2 separate regions of the Homo sapiens genome follow, and region 2 is linked to region 1. A link is a loop called in an ENCODE intact Hi-C map of the cell type or tissue named here. Cell type or tissue: CD4-positive, alpha-beta T cell. All regions are shown on one strand. Each heading gives the region's core, and the rest is flanking DNA. Links, peaks and the distances in the headings are about the cores only.

Region 1 (10,737 bases), core at 1,665-9,664:
AGTCCAATCTGGATGCGTAATCTTTCTCACAGCGCCCACATTTTTAGTTATTGTGAGTCACTAAAGAGTTAGTAATGGTTTTAGAGCATGGTGATGTGCCTGCTGACTGTTTGGGGATATTCCAAGTGGCTGTGATACTGTAACTATGACATTTACATGAATGACTTCAACGCAGTCCTGTGGTCCCTAGAATACCCTAACAGCTGTACTCCTATCCATCAGTTCATCCCTGATGGCTTCCTCCATGAACCAAAGAGAGGCATCCCTAATCCTATGAATTCCTGGACATCTGTTTCATATGCTCTTTTCTTCCTGCCCTTAAAAAACGCCCTGAGAGCTATGTTTCATGTTTGATATTTTCAAAAGAATATAAGCTGTCTCAGATCATTGGCCAAATCCTGTGGAATCAGGAGCATGCTTTTCTTGTGACTACATATTACTTTTAATTTTTCTATTGGAAGTCAGTTCAATAGAGAGAAACATGCCAAAAATGTAAATAAGAAAATGCTTTGCCATTCAAAATGTATTTAACTGCCCAGAACAGTCCAATCTCAGGCCAACCCAACGGTACCTGGAAACCAGATCCTTCCAGCAGGGCTGGTGATTAATGTGCTACAGGATGCATTTTGTGCTTTCTCCAGAGAGGTTCCTCATGTTGATCCCTTGCCATAGAAAGGTGCAAATCACCAGTGATTCCCACACATCCTTATCCCATAGACTTTGGCTCCAACCAGCAAGCAAAGCTGCCTTCTGAGAATTTTTGCTCATCCAATCCTACTACTCAAAATGAAAACTTCTAGGAAACTAGATTTATCCTCTAAAGGTTCAGCTAATTGTCCGCATTTAAATTGTGCTCAAATGGAAGCGGTAATTCTCTACACTTGCTGAGGCAGAATATGTATGAATGTAAACTCACTGTAAATAAAGCAACCAATTTCCTTGAGCTTCTTAAGGAGAAGACTAATTTGGTGACCCAAATTGTGAGGAAGAGTGTTGTTGGTTTGAAGACCTCGGAGTAGGAAGGCCTGGTGACTGTGTCTTTCTCTGGGCCTTTTTATTTCCAGCCGATGCTACACCATCATCTTATACATTTTTGTCAGGTCTGTGTGTCTGTACCTTTTCTAATTCTGTGCTAAGTATATTTAAGTAATCTCCATGTAATGCTAACATTTTTAAAAAATGTTTGTTCCCTTTACTTTTCATCCCTTATCTTACCTCTCATATCTTATCTCATTGGATAAGCTCATCAAAATAGATCCCATGTCTGCTATGCTACAGTCTACCTCTGGCTGCCGAAAGGTCAGACAGGTATGGAGAGGATTCTGGGACGATGGTAGCAGAGGCAGTGTCGTTTTTCCATTCTGTCTATATTCCTACATTAAAATAAAGCAACTAAATAGCAAAGACAAAAGCCCAGGAACATTTGTAACAAAACCCGATGAAAATATATTCCCGGCACCCCAGAATACAGACCACCAGCAAGCCACAGGGCCTGCCTGGTGTCTGTGGGGGAAAGAAAGAAGCAATGATGGACCCAGTGTTGGCAGTGACTGAGGGAACTGAGAACAAAAGGACCCAAAATTGCCATCAGGAATTCCCAGGAAAGAACAGAGTACTTTAAGAAGCACGCTAAAACTGGATGGGGTTCTGCTGACTCCAATACCAGGTCAGTGTAAGAGGCTCAGGGCAAGAAGGACTGAAGGATCCAGAGCCTTCGAGCCCTATGGACACTAGAAACTGGCCCAGCAGAGCTCCCTCCTGGGATGGGGCCCACACTGAGGAGGGGCTGCTGGGATGAGGTCAGAATTGAGCAGGATGGGGACAAACAGAAAGGAAGAAAAAATAAATTCCAGACCAAAGCCAGGGAGGGAGATAGAGCCAGGAAATCCCAGAAAGCAAGCTGCCATTTACATAAACTATCAGAAAAAAAAAAACAGAAGAGGAAGCTCAGTGGAGCTAGCATGACTTTCCTGAGCCCCATCTCATTCAAAAAGTTTAGAAAAATCAATTTCACAGGAAAATGAGCATGAGAAAAATATTAAAGTAAAATCCCAGGCTAAGTTATTATAAGAAAAAGGAACCCAAGGGGCAGAATAAAAACTCTACACAATGAAAGTGTGACGGAAAAATGTGCCCACAAATTGAACAAAACTGAAACCTGGCATTTCAAAATGGTAGAAAATTATATAAGATGTGAAAAAAAAAACCATAAACCAGAATTAGCAAAACTCAGAAATGAGGAAAGAGTTCAAAATAAAAGAAAAAGTCATTTCAAAAATTAAGATTAAACTAGAAGAAACTCAAGAGCATATAAACGTAGCGTCGTGCCTTAAGAGAAATAAAAGGTAAAAAGGATTCTAAAAGTTAAAAGAAATGAAATGATTTTTACAAAGTGAGAGAAACTGACAAATATTGAAGATGGGCAAAAAGATCAAACATACAGCTCATAGTAGTTCCTTACAGGATTAAAAACCCCACAAAATCCAAAGCAATGGAACAAAACAAATACTGAAAACTATAATTCAAGAAAACTTTCCAGAAATAAAGAAAAATTGAAATTGCATATTTAAAGAGCATTTTATACCTTAAGGGATTTCTGTTTGCCGTATGGTTGATCGTTTTGCCCACCTTCAATATTTGTCACCTTCTCTCCCTTTTTTTTTATCATTTCATTTCATTTTAACTTTTAGAATATCTGAGAATAATAACCCCCAAATGACCAAGACCCAGATATTTTCTTGTAAAGTTATGGGAGTTTAGAGAAAAGAAAAAAATTTATTTGACACATAGGAAAAAAAAGTGTATATGATTTTTTTAAATGAAAGAAAAAAGATAATCAATTTTTTGACAGCAGTGCTAAAAGAAAATGGAGTAACATTATTATTATTATTGTTATTATTATTATTATTATTATTATACTTTAAATTCTGGGATACATGTGCAGAACGTGCAGGTTTGTTACATAGGAATACACGTGCCATGGTGGTTTGCTGCACTCATTAACCCGTCATCTACGTTAGGTATTTCTCCTAATGCTATCTCTCCCCTAGCCTCCCATCCACTGACAGGCCCCGGTGTTCCCCTCCCTGTGTCCATGTGTTCTCATTGTTCACCTCCCACCTATGAGTGAGAACATGCAGTGTTTGGTTTTCTGTTCCTGTGTTAGCTTGCTGAGAATGATGGTTTCCAGCTTCATCCATGTCCCTGCAAAGGACATGAACTCATCCTTTTTTATGATTGCATAGTATTCCGTGGTGTATATATGCCACATTTTCTTTATCCATTCTATCATTGATGGGCATTTGGGTTGGTTCCAAGTCTTTGCTATTGTGAACAGTGCTGCAATAAATATACGTGTGCATGTGTCTTTATAGTAGAATGATTTATAATCCTTTGGGTATATACCCAGTAATGGGATTGCTGGGTAAAATGGTATTTCTGGTTCTAGATCCTTGAAAAATCGCCACACTGTCTTCCACAATAGTTGAACTAATTTATACTCCCACCAACAATGTAAAAGCGTTTCTATTTATCCACATCCTCTCCAGCATCTGTTGCTTCCTGACTTTTTAATGATCCCCACTCTAACTGGCGTGAGATGGTGTCTCATTGTGGCTTTGATTTGCATTTCTCTAATGACCAGTGATGATGAACTTTTTTTCATATGTATGTTGGCAACATAAAATTTCATGTTTGTTGGTCTTCTTTTGAGAAGAGTCTGTTTAACCTGCTCAAGTAAAGGAAGTGTCATCCTAGGATTTTATATCAAGTCTAAAGGACATCCACTCTTATCAACATGCAAAAACTCAAGGAATATTGTTCTCATGAACACTTCCTAAAGAATCTTCTGGAAACCAAGCTTCAGACAATCACATGACTAGAGAGACCCTAATAGTAAGAACTGGTGTGGAGCATTACAGTAAGTGGGGCAGGCTCAGACAGTATAGTGTATCTGTGCTCTCACAATATAGATACAGCCCAGTGATAAAAATGGAGGAACAGGTGGCTCATGCCTATAATTCCAGCACTTAGGGAGGCCAAGTTGGGAGGACTGTTTGAGGCCAGGAGTTCAAGACCAGCCTGGGCAACATAGCGAGACTCTCATCTCTACAAATAATAATAAAATAAAATACAAATGGGGGAAGAACAAGGAAAGCACATACCAAAATATGTTAATGCTTTCAGTTATCATGTAGGTGGTAGTATTAGGGGTGTTATTCAGAGGCTGTTGAGTAACATAAAACAAATGAGCAATTATGATATACTGTATTTTAGTTGTTTTCCTGGTGTCTTTGAAAACTCACATTCTGGCTGGGCACAATGGCTCACACCTGTAATCCCAGGATTTTGGGAGGCAGAGGTGGGCAGATCACTTGAGCCTAGGAGTTTGATACCAGCCATGGGCAACATGGCAAAACCCCATCTCCACTAAAAATACAAAAACTAGCTGGGTGGGGGCCGGACGCAGTGGCTCACGCCTGTAATCCCAGCACTTTGGGAGGCTGAGGCGGGCGGATCACGAGGTCAGGAGATCGAGACCATGCTGGCTAACCCCGTCTCTACTAAAAATACAAAAAATTAGCCGGGCATGGCGGCAGGCGCCTGTAGTCCCAGGTACTCGGGAGGCTGAGGCAGGAGAAGGCGTGAACCCAGGAGACGGAGCTTGCAGTGAGCCGAGATCACACCACTGCACTCCAGCCTGGGCAACAGAGCGAGACTCCGTCTCAAAAAAAAAAACAAAAAACAAAAAACTAGCTGGGTGGGGTGGTATATGCCTGTAGTCCCAGCTACTTAGGAGGCTGAGGTGGGAGAAGTAAAGCAGAAAGTGACAAATGAGCTCAGGAAGTAGAAGCTGCAGTGAGCTGTGATTACGCCACAGCACTCCAGCCGGAGCGATAGAGTGAGACCCTGTCTCAAAAAAAGAAAAGAAAACTCACATTCACAGGGCACAGGAAAGGAGCTCAGATGTAATGGGGGAAGTTAAGCACACACCCTAATGTCTTGGAATTGAATTGGAAATCTCAATATGAACTCATAAAATATTTTATGTATGTGTCCATCTATCTATTGGCATACAAATATTTCTTAGTTCAACTGCCAATCCAGTAGCAGTGAGCATTCCTCACCCACTAATAGAAACCAACCCTTCTTGGAGAAACAGTTGCTTCCAAGTCTAAGCCGGAAATGTGTAAGATGAGCCTGGGATCTCTTATAATACCAGGGAGCCGGGAAGTTATCAGAGGCCACAGGGGTCAGGCAGGGGAGCACAAATTTGATGTCTGGCATTCTCCTTCCCCCAATAGTTTAAATAGTTATCATAACTAAAATTTTAAAAATCAAATACGTGTCAGAATTCCTTACATTTACTTTTGATCAGCAAATGTTAATAATGTAGGCATGGGATGCCACCATAATCTTTTTAGTAGTTAGTATTTCTAAAGGTTTTACTCCAGCCTCCTTCAGGCCTACCCAAGAGCCCTCCTTGATCCAGAATTTAGAGGCTCCTGCCTGATGTAATGACAAAAGAAATCCACCAGGGGGAGAGATAAGCAAGTATGTAAATCATCCATCTATATCCGGGGGCGATTTGACTCCAGGACTCCCAGAGATACCAAAATTCCAGGATGCTCAAGTCTCTTAGGCAAAATGATGTGTTATTTGTATATAACCTATGCACATCCTCCATATACCTGAAACCATCTCTAAATTACTTATAATACCTAACACAATGTAAATGCTATGTTAATAGTTGTTATGCTGTATTTTTTACTTCTATTATTATTTATTGTTATTTTTCTTTTTTGTTCAAATATTTTCAATCCGTAGTTGGTTGAATCTGTGTATGCAAACTCGTGGATACAGAGGGCTGATTACATAGGGGGAGAATTGATTTATCTGCTTTGTTTCATTGTTTTAAGACAATTTTATTTGAGAGAGAAATATTACTTTGGGACAGATTGTCTAATAAAGGTTTCTACTGGGACTGGTTTCTTAGCCCCTTCTTTTAAAGGATGTTGATAAACTTCCATGTCCTTCTAAGTGAAAACTGCTATTCACCTGATTATTATTATTATTATTATTATTATTTTTGAGAGACAAAGTCTTACTGTTTTGCCCAGGCTGCAGTACAGTGGCACAATCTTGGCTCACTGCAACTTCTGACTCCCGGGTTGAAGCGATTCTCCTGCCTCAGTTTCCCAAGTAGCTGGGACTACAGGCGTGCCTTAAAAGATTTTAGAATACCTATATTAAACCAGAACAATTAAAATATTGTTAAAATAATGTTACTACCTAAATATACACAGTTTAATGGAAAGGAATAGAAAGTAAGGGATCTAATGACATATAAGAATTAAATGAATGCTAACAATTGCCTGAAAAATTATTGGGGAAAGGATGGATTATTCAAAGATAGGAGAGTTAGAACTCTACTTCACACAATATACCAAAAAAAAAACCCCAAAAACAAAAACCAATAGGGTGGAGTAATTTTTAAATGTAAAAAATAATATTCAATTACTATAAGAAAATATGTTCCATATTTATATATTCTTTTGGTCAGTAAGACTTTTCTAAACATGATACCAAATGTTGAAGCCATTAAAAATATACTGATAAATATATCTGTCTAAAAACTTGAACTTCTATTTGGTGAGGAATACCAAAAAGAAAATTAAAAGGTAAACAACAAATTGGAAAAATTATCTATAACATATACAAATCAAAAGTTTATACTTTTAATATATGAAAAGGTTTCAAAAATAAGACAAAGAACCACCAATGAACACATTAAACATATTTCAAGTTAACAATGTCATGGATAAAAAAAATTAACAATGTCAAGAAATAGAACAAAGGTGATAATTTTTTCCACATTGGATTGGAAAAGATTAAAAAGAACAGTAATACTCGGAGTCTGGGAGAATGTGGTAAAGTTGAAAATCATACATTATTGGCGCAATTACAAATTGGTACGACCTCTCTGGAAGATAATTCCGCGATACGGCTGAAGCCTTTGTAAAGTGCACACACTGTAACCCCGCAGTACCACTTCGAGAAATGTACCCAAAAGCGATCATCGAGTATGCGATATGGTGCACAAAAACGTTCAGGATTAAAAGACAGATAATGTTGGTGAGGATGAGGAGTCGTAACTGTCATGCATTGCTGATGGAAACGGAAAACGGTAAAGACACTTTGGGAAACAGTTGAGCAGTTCCTCAAAAAGCTACAGTTACTTAGAAAAAAGTTTAACTTAGAGAACTCTAAGGGCCTTAGGTGTATATTCAAGAGAAATGAAAACATATACCCACAAAACAATCTTGTATAGGAGTGTTCAGAGCAGCATTATTCATCATAGCCAAAAAGTAGAAATACCCCAGATCTCCATTAACTGATGAATAAATAAACAAAATGTGATATATCCATACTTTTTATTAAGTAATAAAAAGAAATGAAGTACCGATACATGATACAACATGAATGAACCTTGAAAATATGATGATAAGTGAAAGAAGTCTGTCACAAAAGGGCACATGTTGTATAACACCATTTAAATGAGGTGTCCAGATTAGGTAAGCGCAGAGAGACAGCAAGTAGATTAGTAGTTGCCTAGGGTTGAGGAGGGTGGGAAATAGAGAGTGAATGCTAACGGGTACAGAGATTTTGGGAGGAGATGATAAAAATGTTATAAAATTTATTACGGTGGTGATGGTACAACTCCATAATTATGCCAAAAACCGTTGAAGTGTGCACTTTAAGTGGATGAATTGTATAGTATGTATCTTATATCTCAATAAAACTGTAATTTTTAAGATGTTCAGAATGATACTCTTAACAATAGGGGAAAAATCTGTATGTTTTACCTCCTCCCTGCTACCACGTAATCCAAGCCATCATCATCTCATCCTTAGATTATTGCAATGACCTCTTAGCTCGTTTTTCTTTTTTATATTCTCATCTCCTGCAGTCGACTTTCCACGCAGCAGTCGGAGTGACCCTTTTAAACATAAGCCAGATCACGCTGCTGCGCTGCTCAGAACCGTCCGTGGACTCCTACCTCGTGCAATAGCCACTGGGCACTAGTGGCCTGGCGATTACCTCTCTGACATCATCTTCTACTTTGGTGTATATTTAACATATTTCCATATTAATAATTAAAAAAAAGAAGGAAAGGACCCAATTTTATTGAGTTAATTTACATGAGGACGCAATTCTGAAAACACAGTGCAAGCATGGTTGTTTTCTCTCGGGAAAGATTTTGTTTTCAGCATCCATGTCTTCACACGGCACTTGAGCAAGGTGGCGGGGCCCATTTCCTTTGCACATTGTATTCTCCTTGTACTCTGGGTTTTTGAATCATTAACCTCATTGGCTGGCACTTACAGTACATGCAAAGCTGCTGGTGGCTCACGTGCAGAAACTTGATGAAGCACTTAATTCTTAATTTTATATTGTTCTGCATTCAGACCTGATCATGACATTTCTTCACCAGAAATAACTCTGTTGAAAGGAGGAAAAACAGGAAAGTATTTCAGGAGGCATGTTGTTTGACTTTTTTTTCTTTTGGTACATACGTCAATATTTTGTGATTTTCCATACTTCCCAATAAAATGGCCTCTGAAACCTTGCAGGTGTATTGACTCTTAGCTTGTTTCACAGCCATTTATGAGTCGATTCAGCCAGTCATCTACTTCCGGGACTCATCTTCACTAAATCATGACTTTAACTTTAGCCTCTCCTTTGTTTCTGGGGTTGAGAAGTGATGGTTCAGATTTCAAACAAGATTCTTGTTTCTTGCATTTGGACCTAATGTGGGTGAGGGAATAACTTCATTTTCTCCATTCCGTTAAATCGTGTTAGTCCTGCAAGCCATCTTATTGCTTCTAACTAATCTGCATAATTATTTCTACTAACAGAATTACCTAAAAATAGTTTTAATTGCTTTCCTTGTTGCAAAACTAATACATATCTATTGTAAAAAACTTCAGAAGATATGAATAAGCAAAGTTATCTATAACTTTACCCCAACAATGGGATAGTTGTCTATCCTTTCAATACTTATAGTTTTGCTTACATTAAAAATTGAGTTATTTTCTATAATACTTTATTATTTCTTCACTGAAAAATAAATACATATTGAATACTTTCTGCCACATATTTTTACATCATAGACATTTCTATATCATTTTTCATCACTGTCTAGTATTTGTTGGTGTGGACATACTATAATCTACTATAATCTCCTATCATTGGGTATTTAGTTTCTAGTTTTTCATGATCATAAGGAAGCTTTGTTATAAACATTCTTCTGGTTTAATATTTGCATACCTTCATGATTTCCCTAGTATCAACTCCTAGACATGGAATTGGTTGTCAAAAAGCATGTGCATATTTAAGACGTTCCCTGTATTTTGCCAAATAATTCATTCTCTTTGTATTTTGTCAAGTACATTACCTGTGGTGGACAAAAGATCTGAGAACAGTGAACTAAGAAATATATGTAATCACTGCTTTATAAGATATTAGAAAAGAACCCTCCCTTTTTTGTGCTTTATAGATAAGAAAACTAATGAACAAAGGAGATTTTTCCCCATAGTAGACCATACTTTTATGAAATAAATAATAAAGATATTTAGAGTTTTTTGTTGATCTGTTGAACTTTGGAACAATGTTTCACTATTTTTTTAATGGAACCCACTTTTGCTTCATACCAGGACTGCATGGGATCTCTAATACCCAGAGCATTATAGATGTTATAGAATTTTCTCAGTGCAAGACTCTTCACACACACGAATGTGAAGTTTGTGGAAGATGTGCAACATGTTTAAGATGAACATTTACTAACTGAGACCTAAACCCACGCATGCCATTCTCAGTATTTCTAAGAAACTAACCCTTGCCAAGGAAAACAAGCAGTAAGAAGACCTACTGGCACTTCAGACACTTAAGAACCTACATAGGCTGGGCACGGTGGTTCACGCCTGTATCCAGCACTTTGGGAGACTGAGGTGGGTGGATCACCTGAGGTCAGGAGTTTGAGACCAGCCTGGCCAACATGGTGAAACGCCGTCTCTACCAAAAATATAAAAATCAGCTGGGCGTGGTGGCAGGTGCCTATAATCCCAGCTCCTCAGGAGGCTGAGGCGGGAGAATCACTTGAACCCGGGAGGCAGAGGTTGCAGTGAGCCGAGATCACACCACTGCACTCCGTCTCAAAAAAAAAAGAACCTATATGGAGAAGAAACTTTTGCCAATAAAAAAGTACTGAAGTAACATTGCCTTGGGAATTCTCAGATAGGCTTTACAAACTGGAGCCATCAATGTCTCACCCCCTTTGGTCACCCTCTTTGTAATCTCATAATCAAAATTTTGTTTCACATCTGGAATTTTCCTTCTAGAGTGTAATTTGTAGGCAAGGGATTCATCCATGCCTTCATTCCCTCACTCATTCAGTTGTGTATTTACCCTCATGGTCTAGGTGGGGATGCTAAAAATAATCACTACACAATCATGGCAGAAATGACCTGAAAAGTATACCTTTATCAGGCCCTTTGTGTCTGGACTAATTTCTCGTAAGATTTTAGACCTGTATATGTTGCAGGAATCACTGGTGCCAAAGACCTACTTGAGGACAATGGGGCATAGAGAAGTTAAAGAGACACAGAGGACATTTTTCATGCACTCAAACCTGCCTCCTTCATTTACTAGGATCATTAATATCTGTTGATAGGATTT
Region 2 (10,737 bases), core at 1,644-9,643, 250 kb after region 1:
CTTGCTCTGTTGCCGAGGCTGGAGTGCAGTGGCGCAATCTTGGCTCACTGCAACCTCCACCTCCCGGGTTCAAGAGATTCTCCTGCCTCAGCCTCCCGAGTAGCTGAGATTACAGGCGCCTGCCACCACACCCAGCTAATTTTTGTATTTTTAGTAGAGACAGACAGGGTTTCACCATGTTGGTCAGGCTGGTCTCGAACTCCTGACCTCAGGCGATCCACCTACCTTGGCCTCCCAAAGTGCTGGGATTATAGGCATGAGCCACTGCACCCAGCCGGATGCCTTATTTTGATTGGCTATTTATCTCCTACCTGGTACTGAGATTTTTAAAGTTATTTTTTAAAAGTGCGTTTTATTGCTTAATAAAAAATATGACTGGAGCCAATTGCTTTTAGAAATCAAAACACAGCTACCAACAAATTTAGAATAGGATCAACAACCAGGATCGAAATGTCTCAATACCAAATAATCACTCACCATCGAATCACAGAGACAGCTACAAGCTGACAAATGCCTATCTGCGTGTTAAATTATGGCAATTCCCTCAAACTCCCTTCCATTAAGGAAGGGCTGAAAGTCTATGGGGTAACTATACCCTCTGTCCCCTGGTTACCTATCTCTAACCATCAAACACAAACAGCACGTAAGTTCATTAAATTACATAATAAAATATGATTAGCAGCAACTTTGGTAGCTTGAGTTTGGATTACTGCATGATAATGCAAATGCGATCCTGAGAAATATTAATGTTCAAATCTACACATGTAAACTCAGCCATGTATTCACCAAATAATAGGAAATACACCATACACCAAGGAGAAATAAGACATTTAAGGTCCCTTGAAAAGATCAAGATTTTTAGTTTTCAGAGGACAGTTGGAATTGTAGGGGTCCCTGGCAATGCTACAGTGAATGACTAATTTTGATGACCAGCCTTTGCTGGGCCAGGCACAGGAAGGTCATTCTCCAGTATACAGAACTGTGCACGATGTACCAGGAATCCATTCCCGCCTCTGCTCTCTGTCCCTCCTCTGGAACCCATCTCCCCACAGCTAACTCTCTTTTTCTCCTGCTACTCCCCTGTTTTATTTCATGCTATTTACTTTTTTCTCCATTTTAGTATTTATTTGTATTTATCAAATATCTTTCTCCCAAGCCCCTAAAACCTCCCTTACCCACTTAATGCCCAAATGCCTCTTTTCAACAAATGCATCAAAAGTGAAGGGAGGTAGAAAGGTACATTGCGGGCCAGGGAGGTACCCTCGCCCCAGCCCCATATGAAGCTACACAATGACTCAGTCTTATTTGTACCATGTACAAATAACTTAATGGTCACGACCAAGACTTCTACATGTTACTGGTTTTCCAAATGCTATTTCATTTGCCTATTATGCTGCTTCCAACACTTAACCATTTGTGTATATAAATTAGTGGGTGCTTTTTCAGCTTTTAAGATGAAAAATCTTTTATGTTGGTTGATATTGCCTGTGTCTCTAAAATTTAAAAAAAAAATCCAGAATTCCTGGATGGCAATAATCTATGATAATAATAAAAAGGCAAAACAGCACCACCTCAGAGATAAGGAAACAAGCGCAGAGACCTGGAGATGCTTATGACACTGCAGCCTGCTTCTGCACCGTGACAGGTGCGGGGAAAGAGAGGCAGACATGGGAACCACCGTGGGGGCTTCACAGACACTGGGTCCTGCACCGCTCCCTCACCCCATCCACGTCACTTGCTTGATACTGAGCTTCCATGTATGATTTTGTCTGCGGAATAGGAGAGTTCTCTTAGAAAAGAAAAAAGCCTTTAGCTATAACTAGTATAGCTGAGAGATTAAAAGTATGTCTTTAAAGTCAGGTCGTGCCACTTCTAAGCAGTTCTCAAACAACAAAGGATGACATTTAGCTATACTGAAGAGAAACAGGTACAAGTATGTAGAAGATTATTTGTACAATAAAGGATTGAGGATAAAAGGGCAATAAGAGGTCAAGGTGGAGCTGACAATGAACTGTAATTAACTACACCCCAAAGTGAGCTGCTTAGGCCTGGCCCAGTCCAAGCCCTCGATGCTCCAGGACGGCAGCATGAGGATGTGGAAGGAGAAGCTGACACAGTATGGGCACTGCCCCCTCCCTGTGGGCCCTGCTGGAGGAGAGTGAGGGCGATGAGGTTGACGAGGGCTCCTTACCCTGCTCCGTGCATGCTTTCCACTTGATGGAGGCTGGATTCAATCACAGGAGTCAGGGCATCAAATTCTTCAACACTTAACACTTTACACACAGTCCAGAGTTTCTTAAGAGCAACTAAAGCATACAGTCGAACACTAAAATTGTGATTGAAACACCACTGCAGCACAACTATAAGGGCTTGCTTCAGAATTAGTTTCTGAAAAGAAAGGCAAAAAATTCCTCAAAACACAGACATGGACCATTTTACTCTCACTTGTATGACACAAAAAAAGTACACGAATGATACAACTGCTCCTAGTAAAACTTCTTCCACTGGCTTTGCTACCAGGGCCTCTCATTCTTCCCTCCTGGTCAAATGCGGTGCACAGGCATTTGCAATTTACTCAAGGAAAAACACATTCTCCCAGCTCTAGTTTTCATTAATGCTGCAGTACATTTCCCCCCGCCCCCCATACTCTAGTACCTGAGTTAACTTGAAAAAAGTATGTTTTATGCTAACCATTATACAACCAAAATGTTTTTCAAATGGAGCCTCCATCTCCTATTATCTTAATTTGTGCTGAGAAAGTCAGAAATAGTCTTCAAGAGTCCCACTTCTGATGGCTTGAAAATGCTCCTAGAGCAAGATACCACACAAAGTGCTGTCCTCCTCCTCACTACTGATTTCTGAGCTACTCTGTCTTCCCTAATGGTGATCCTGGACCCACACAGTACTGAGTAGTGGCAGGAAAATTAAGAAATGAGGGGGAAAATAATAAAACTGTTTAAATTTCCTTGTAGTCTTTTCCTGTGAACTTTAGTCTTCACAGCCTGGAGATGTCAAGCAATCCCTTGCTTTCTAAAATCACATGGTTCAACAGACACTGAAGGTCAAAGGAAGTGACATATACTAATGAAGGAACCAGACGGACCCAAACTTTTAATGAAATATCAGAAGCTATTTTGATGCTCCTACCAAATGCACTTCTCCCCTAAGGCTCACATGGAAATGCTTACCGGCTGCGCCTGGCAGCCCAGTTTCTACTGACCAATTCAAAACAACCATATTCACACAATAGTTTACCAAAGGCATCAGCATGGCTGATAACACACTTGTTACTCTAAGTTTCTCTGAGAAGGATAAAAACAGAGATAAACAATCCTCTTTCTCTCATTCCTTTACTCAACATGTCATCAACATTTATCAAAGGTCAGTGACTGTACTGCCAACATTACAAGGTGTGATGTTATGATATACACTGGTTTTTGTCCACAATTCCTGTCTTATAACTCCCATAGCCCTTGTTACAGTCTTTTGTTATAACGATCCCATATGGAAGGAAGTCACTTGTGCAGCCCACACTGAAGGAGTGAGAAGTCACGCTCCCCCTCCCTCAGGGCAGAGCTTCTATAAAAATTACTTGTAATTTTTTTTACAAGAGATTTGTCTTGTCCATCCTTTTTTTTTTTTTTGAGATGGAGTCTCACTCTGTCGCCTAGGCTGGAGTGCAGTCCTGCAATCTTGGCTCATTGCAATTTCTGCCTCCCGGGTTCAAGTGATTCTCCTGCCTCACCTCCTGAGTAGCTGGGATTATAGGCATGTACCACCATGCCTGGCTAATTTTTGTATTTTTAGTAGAGACGGGGTTTCACCATGTTGGCCAGGCTGGTCTCGAACTCCTGACCTCAAGTGATCCACCCGCCTTGGCCTCCCAAAGTGCAGGATTACAGGCATGAGCCACAGTGCCTGGACTCATTTATTGATTCAATCATTTATTTATATCGGTGTGGGCTCGAGGATATTTATTTTATTCTTTGGGTTGTGATCCAACACTGCTTTATTTTGTTGCTCACACTGTTTCAGCTTCAGCCACTGGGAACATCTTCCCTCTGCATGCCCATCTCACATCACTGTATGTATAAAGTTCTGCCTTGCTCTCTGACTCTACAAGATGCTCCAGGCTCATCTTGTATACTTTCTGCCCTAGTTTTAGAATCAGCTATTTCTCCAGCGATCCCTGGTTCGTTTTATTGGAGAATGGTGTTAGCAACCAAGATCTTGGAGCTAGGTATACATTACTCGTAAATGAAAAAAACCCACTATAATTCTCAATAGGGAAAACAGTGCTTCCTATGGAGCCCACACTCAAAAATGTTGGCACTGCCAGTGATCGCTCGGCTGGGGCTTTCAGGACGTAAATGATGCTTTCATACATATCAGTGTAAAAAGCTCTGCTCGTGAATTCTCATGTCCGCTCATTTTACACAATGAGCAAGCTGACAGGACAATACACAACTATGAGCATAATTAAGAAAGGTTTTTTTTTTTTTTCCTTTTATAGGAACACTTCGTGCTCTGATTCTGAAACCGCCTTTGCAAAATTGTAACTGAGGTGGGGAAAGAGATCTGACCTAACCAACTCCATCTTGCTTCTAACCTCCAAGCTGTCCTTGTTCATTCCTGGGTGTAGGCTCAACTAACTTTGGGAGAAACTTAGTTTAGTTTATAGTTTAAAACAAAGATGATAACAGCCCTTTCCCAAGACAAACCCCCTTCTTGTCTGGGGACTAGATTTCCTTTGTAGGACTAACAAATTAGCCTCAAGATTAGAAATTATGGTTCAGGAGTCATGTAGCTGGAAGCTACAAGATTCTGACCCTCCCTAAACTGCTCCTATGTCGGTGCTCGAGATATTTTGCAGACCTGCACTCGACGGATCAGCTGGCACCACCCAGATCGATTAACTGGCTCATCTGATCTCGTGGCCCCCACCCTGGAACTGACTTAGCACAAAAGGACACCTCAATTCCTTATGATTTCATCTCCGACCCAACCAATCAACACCCTTGACTCACTGGCCTTCCCCCTCCCACCAAATTATCCTTAAAAACTCTGATCCCCGAATGCTCAGGGAGATCGATTTGAGTACTAATAAGACTCCAGTCTCCTGCACAAGCAGCTCTGTGTACTCTTCCTCTATTGCAATTCCTGTCTTGATAAATCGGCTCTGTGTAGGCGGCGGAAGAGGTGAACCTGTTGGGCGGTTACCACCTCTGTCGTGTGTGACAGTTGTTTTGAATCTCTAATTGCTCAGTACAGATCCCACATGCAGGTTAAGTAAGATGCTTTGAAGAAAATGGAAAGTCTTAAGTGATTGCTTCCAAGAAATCAAACCTACATTTATCTAGGTAACAACGGACTTTACGTATCACAAATGAAGAGACTGACAAAGTAAATCAACTTGGCCTTTTCTTAGGTATGTCAAGTCAGTTTTTTTTTTCCTAAGGTGTTGAAATGGAAATTCTTCCATTTCACTAATTAGCATTCCTTTTTGGATGTTTCGAAAATAAAAAATAAATCTAAAATATGTAATAAACGGCAAGTACAAAAAGGGCTTGACAGAAAAATAACATGTTACTTTTACCAGATCTAACATGAACATCTTCTAAGGTAAATTCGTTTTCAGAATTTGTCTAAACTATTCTTAGGCTATTCATCTACCCCGCAACAGGACAATGTCTGCTCTGTTTTAGCTTTCTCAATAGATTGTAAGCAAATCTCTTTGCGGCACATATTTAAAACAGAAAGACAACATTTGATCTTATCTGATGCCAGAGCCTTCTTGATCTTACGGAAGATGTGAACGAGTTTTCCTGGAACTGTAACACACTGCCATCTGGCTGATACACACTGGAAGACACCATCAATTTAAAAGTGTTATCATGATTTTAGAGGAAAATGTGGTGTGGAGAAAGGCCTGTCTTTGAATGGATGAAATAGGTTAATAAAAAACATCACTGTTTAAAAACTAGAACACTGAAAAATTCTAGGAAAGCTTATTTTCCCTTATATTTTTATGGTACTTTCAACACTTAATAACACTATTTCAATTAAGTTTTCTCCTAGAGTTTATAGTATATCAGTACATTCTTTTCTGTGGATGCAATAATATAGAATCTTATTCCAAATCTTACTGGCAGGTTCTCTTAAATTCTTCAACGGCTGCCATAGTGATTAACCAAAATTAGTTATGATTTCTGCCTATCTGTGTGAGAACTTACAGGGGAAATTGTTCTAAACCTGAGGAACATGAAGTAACTGTACTGCACACTCCAAATGATGACAGTCATTTTATATCACCTTCAATTACCCAACAGCTTTTAATAGTCTGGCCATAAGTTTCTTTGCACGAGCATTTGTTAAATAACTACCATTCAGTCAAAGAAGGTAAGGGAAGTCCTGTTTAAAGAATCCTAAGTAATCCTAATCCTAAGAATTATAAATAATTATTAATTTTATACAAGTATCAACAAAAACTTACCCAGTAGTTTGTCTATAAATTTGGTATGTACTCAAGCACACCTCAGTGTGTATGCATGTAAATGGGTAATTCCCATTTACTGGGTATTTGTGTCTAATACATGTGCACATTAGCAGGGCAGTGGAAAGGAAAGGGAAAAATTGCAAACATTCACAGGAATGCTCTACATATAAAAAATTGGTACAAATACATACAATTCTTTTTTTACAGTCAAGTTTAAATTCTTACAAACAAACTTACCTTTTCTGGAATATTTTGAGTAATAATGTCTAAATGTGATAAAACTGCTAAAAACGTACAAATGCTTGTTTTAAGATTTTCTTCACCCTGAAAAAATAATCAGATAAACAAATATTGATTCAAAGCTTACTGTGAAACATGCACGTGAAAGCGCCGTGCTGGACTCTATGAGGGCCCAGGACAGGAGGCAGCCTCTTCCCTGGAACAGCCCGGGGTCTGGGTGGGAAGGGGGCTGCGGCAACAGGCACAGGACTGAAAGCAAAGGAAATATTTCCTAGAGCCAAATGCCAGTGCACACAAAAATCAGCAGGTCACATAAAGTACTGAATAACTCAACTCTAAGTACAGCGGGGCACAGTGGCTCACGCCTATAATCCCAACACTTTGGGAGGCTGAGGCGGGTGGATCATTTCAGGCCAGGGGTTTGAGATCAGCTTGGCCAACATGGTGAAACCATGTCTACCAAAAAATACAAAAATTCGCTGGGCATGGTAGCGCACACCTGTAGTCCCAGCTACTGGGGAGGCTGAGGTAGAAGAATTGCCTGAACCCAGGGCAGAGTTTGCAGTTAGCTGAGATCGTGCCACTGCACTCCAGCATGGGCAACAGAGCAAGACCCTGTCTCAAAAAAAAACATAAAATAAAGTACAGTGTGCCCTCTGTATGCACGAGTTCTGCATCTATGAGTTCAACCAACCGTGGATGAAAAATATTTAACAAAAAATTTTTAAAACATAATGCAATTAAAAAGTAATACAAAGTTTAAAACTGTATAACAGCGATTTACATAGCATGTACATTGTACTAGACATTATAAGTAATCTAAGATTATTAAAGTATATGGGAGGATACACATCAGTTATGTGCAACTACTATGCCATTCTAAACAAAAGACTTGAGCATCCTCAGGTTTTGGCATCCGTAGGGGGCCTGGAATCAATCCCCCATGGATACCAAGGGTTGATTATCTGTGGCAGAGCCAAGGGCATGCTCACTTCAGGAGAGGTGAGGCCTTCAGGATGGGAAGGACTGGCCTGGAGAAGGAGCAGGAAGGTTAGAGAACAGATAAGTGAACAAGAACAAAGACACAGAGGCAAACTTAAGGGAAAGGCAGCAAGAGGAGACAAAGCCAGTTTGGCAGAGAGTGATGGAGATAAGGCTCAAAAGTTAAATGGAATCATACTGTAGAGGCTTTAAAAAGCTATAGCGAAAAACCTATAGAAGACTTAATCAGCTATCTTAGGGAAAATTTTTTAAGAAGACTGTTCAACTGGAATCTGGAAACCTCTGATTCCAGTTGAAAAAGACTGTTCAACTGGAATCTGAAACTATTATTATTTCATAATCATAGTGGTTTTGGAATAATACATTATTTTAGTGATAATAAACTGATAAATGCCAGACAGATTGGAAAGAAAAGAGCATATAAGCAGGAAGACCAGTTTGGAAACCAATCCAAGAGGCAAATCATTTATTATTATTTAATTCCTTTATTTAATTAACAGTTACTGAATGTCTTCTACATGACAGTTACTATAGAAACAAGTTCCTGTAACTTAAAAATCTACTGGAGAAGATAAAAATCAAATCAGATTAAAATCCTAACTGTAAGCAGTACTATTTATGTGCTATGAAAACCTAAAATAAGGGGATCTAAATACTTGGGGAGGTAACTTCCTTTAAGAATGACAATATGGGCCTGGGCGCTGTGGCCCATGCCTGTAATCCCAGCACTTTGGGAGGCCGAGGCAGGTGGATCACAATGTCAGGAGTTCGATATCAGCCTGGCCAATATGGTAAAACCATGTCTCTACTAAAAATACAAAAATTAGCTGGGCATGGTGGTGGGCACCTGTAATTCCAGTTACCTGGGAGGCTGAGGCAGGAGAATCACTTGAACCCAGGAGATGGAGGTTGCAGTGAGCCGAGATCACACCACTGCACTCCAGCCTGGGGGACAGAGACAGACGCCGTCTCAAAAAAAAAAAAAAAGACAATATGGGCCAGGTGCAGTGGCTCATGACCAGCCCAGGCAACATAACAAGACCTCACCTCTATAAAAATTTAAAAATAAATTGGCCAGGTGTGGTGGCAGGTGCTTGTAGTCCCAGCTACTTAGAGGGCTGAGGCAGGAGGATCATTTGAGCCCAGTTGTTCAAAGCTGCAGTGATCTATAATTGCCGGGTGACAGAGCAAGACTCTGTCTCAAAAATAAATAAAGAAGACACATGAACTGAGATGTGAAGGGAGAGAGAGTTATCTAGATAAAGAGAAGAAAGAAGACCATTTTGTGTAAAGGGCACAACATGTGCAATAGCCTGAAACCAAAAGGACTGGTGATAAGCAGGAAAGACTGAAAAGGTCAGTGTGGTACTCAGTTATCTCGGGTGACCCCCGGTCAACCAACCCTCCCTACATATGCCCGATGCAGGCCCCTTCCACCCCAGCAGGGATGGTCATGTGATTTGCTTTGGCTGGTGAACATTAGCAAGCCTGATGCATCCAGAGGTTGGATGAGCACTTGCATGTCAGGACATGACCCGCCTGCGCCCCCTCGACCCCCGACCCGCCGGAAAGCTCATTCTTGGAGAACTGAATATAAAGAGGTCCAGCTACCCTGCTGGAGACACAGAGTGGGAGCGATGCCTAGCCACCAGAGCTGCTCCTGCCATTGCAGCTGAGGTGACAAATATGTGAGCGAAGGAGCCATTTGGAAGTCCCAGCCCCAGCAGACACCACAAGGAGCAAAACTGCCCAGCCAGGCCCAGACAACACACACATCACGAAAAAAAAGCAGTGGCTCACGCCTGTAATCCCAGCACTTTGGGAGGCCAAGGCGACATGGTGAAACCCCATCTGTACTAAAAATACAAAAATTATTTAGCTGGGTGTGGTGGCATGCACCTGTAATCCCAGCTACTCGGGAGGCTGAAGCAGGAGAATCGCTTGAACCCGGGAGGCAGAGGTTGCAGTGAGCCGAGATTGTGCCATTGCACTCTAGCTTGGGCGACAAGAACGAAACTCCATTGCAAAAACAAAACAAAACACATTGTTTACACCGCTAAGCTTTGGAGAGTTCTAGCAACGGAAAACAGACAATCAGTGTGCCTAGGTAGTGAATTGAGAATAGACCACACAGAGAGACTAGAGAGGAAAGAGGCCTAAGATCACGCAAGCCTTACGGGATACTCCGAGGAGCATAGTCTTCATCCTGAGACGACGTAAGACACTGTGTTCAGCAGGTGGGGTCACCTGTTGAAATTCTCACCATGGAAACCCTGCCTGGGCTTCAGGGTGGAAAGCAGATGGAAACAGAGCCAAGAGTGGATGTAGGCAGCCCAGTGAGGGAACCACTGCAAGGATGACAGTAGCGTCGACTGAGATACAATGGCAGGGACAGAAGAGAGAGAACTCAGAAATATTCAGGCAGAAAGATCAGGACCTGGTCACGAATCAGACACAGAGCATGGAAAGTGTCAAGGTTTCTGGTTTGTGCAACTGTATAGATGGTGGTGGTATTCACTAGAGTAGGAAGCAGATCAAGTTTGAGGGGAAAAATAAGGCACTCAGTGTTACACATCTACGTTTTAGGTTATTTAGTCTAAGGGAAAATCATCTACAAGGAAAACGTCTACAGCAAGGGTCAGAAAACTTGTTCTGTAAAGGGCCAAGCAATACACAAAAACATGGCTTTGTGGGCCACGCAGTCTCTGCTGCAACTGTTCAACTCTGCCACGTTAGCACAAACACAGCCACAGACAATATGAAAATGCATGGACATGGCTGTGTTCCAATATAACTCTGCCAGCCCAAATTTGGCTGTAGCTTGCCAACTCCTGATCTAGAGTCAGGGGAAGATGTGTGGCATACAAATACTAATGAGTAAGTCATTCACATTAGGTAATATGTGAATCCACAACACAGATAAGACTGACTATAAAAATAAGAAATTAATAATAATAAAAAAAGCCTAGCTCTAGAGAAGCACCACCATTTAAGAGGTA

What was found. Hi-C counts contacts between places; a loop is a spot of excess contacts. Peaks named below come from ENCODE experiments on the same cell type or tissue, not always from the same donor. Only the 100,000 strongest peaks of a DNase experiment are listed, where the experiment ranks them.
Region 2: it touches region 1 in a loop (12-fold over the local background); 2 of 110 quality-filtered maps call a loop at or near these places.

What each region holds. Positions count from the first base shown.
Region 1 is chr1:234,149,336-234,160,072 of GRCh38, forward strand. All of the region lies in intron 2 of SLC35F3 (solute carrier family 35 member F3), which reads left to right. Among named protein-coding and RNA genes, the nearest start is that of SLC35F3-AS1, 120 kb to the right of the region's middle. RefSeq lists an enhancer at 4,084-4,585. In CD4-positive, alpha-beta T cell, for the core only: CTCF peaks have their summits at 5,544 (motif pointing right) and 5,746; a DNase peak (open chromatin) is centred at 5,536; H3K27me3 peaks cover 423 bases.
Region 2 is chr1:234,403,712-234,414,448 of GRCh38, forward strand. TARBP1 (tRNA guanosine 2 -O-methyltransferase TARBP1) reads right to left here. Exons shown (of 30, transcript NM_005646.4): 23 at 6,734-6,820; 24 at 2,192-2,388. Among named protein-coding and RNA genes, the nearest start is that of COA6-AS1, 35 kb to the left of the region's middle. In CD4-positive, alpha-beta T cell, for the core only: CTCF peaks have their summits at 5,848 and 6,048; DNase peaks (open chromatin) are centred at 1,690, 5,220 and 5,820; H3K4me3 peaks cover 948 bases; H3K27ac peaks cover 2,264 bases.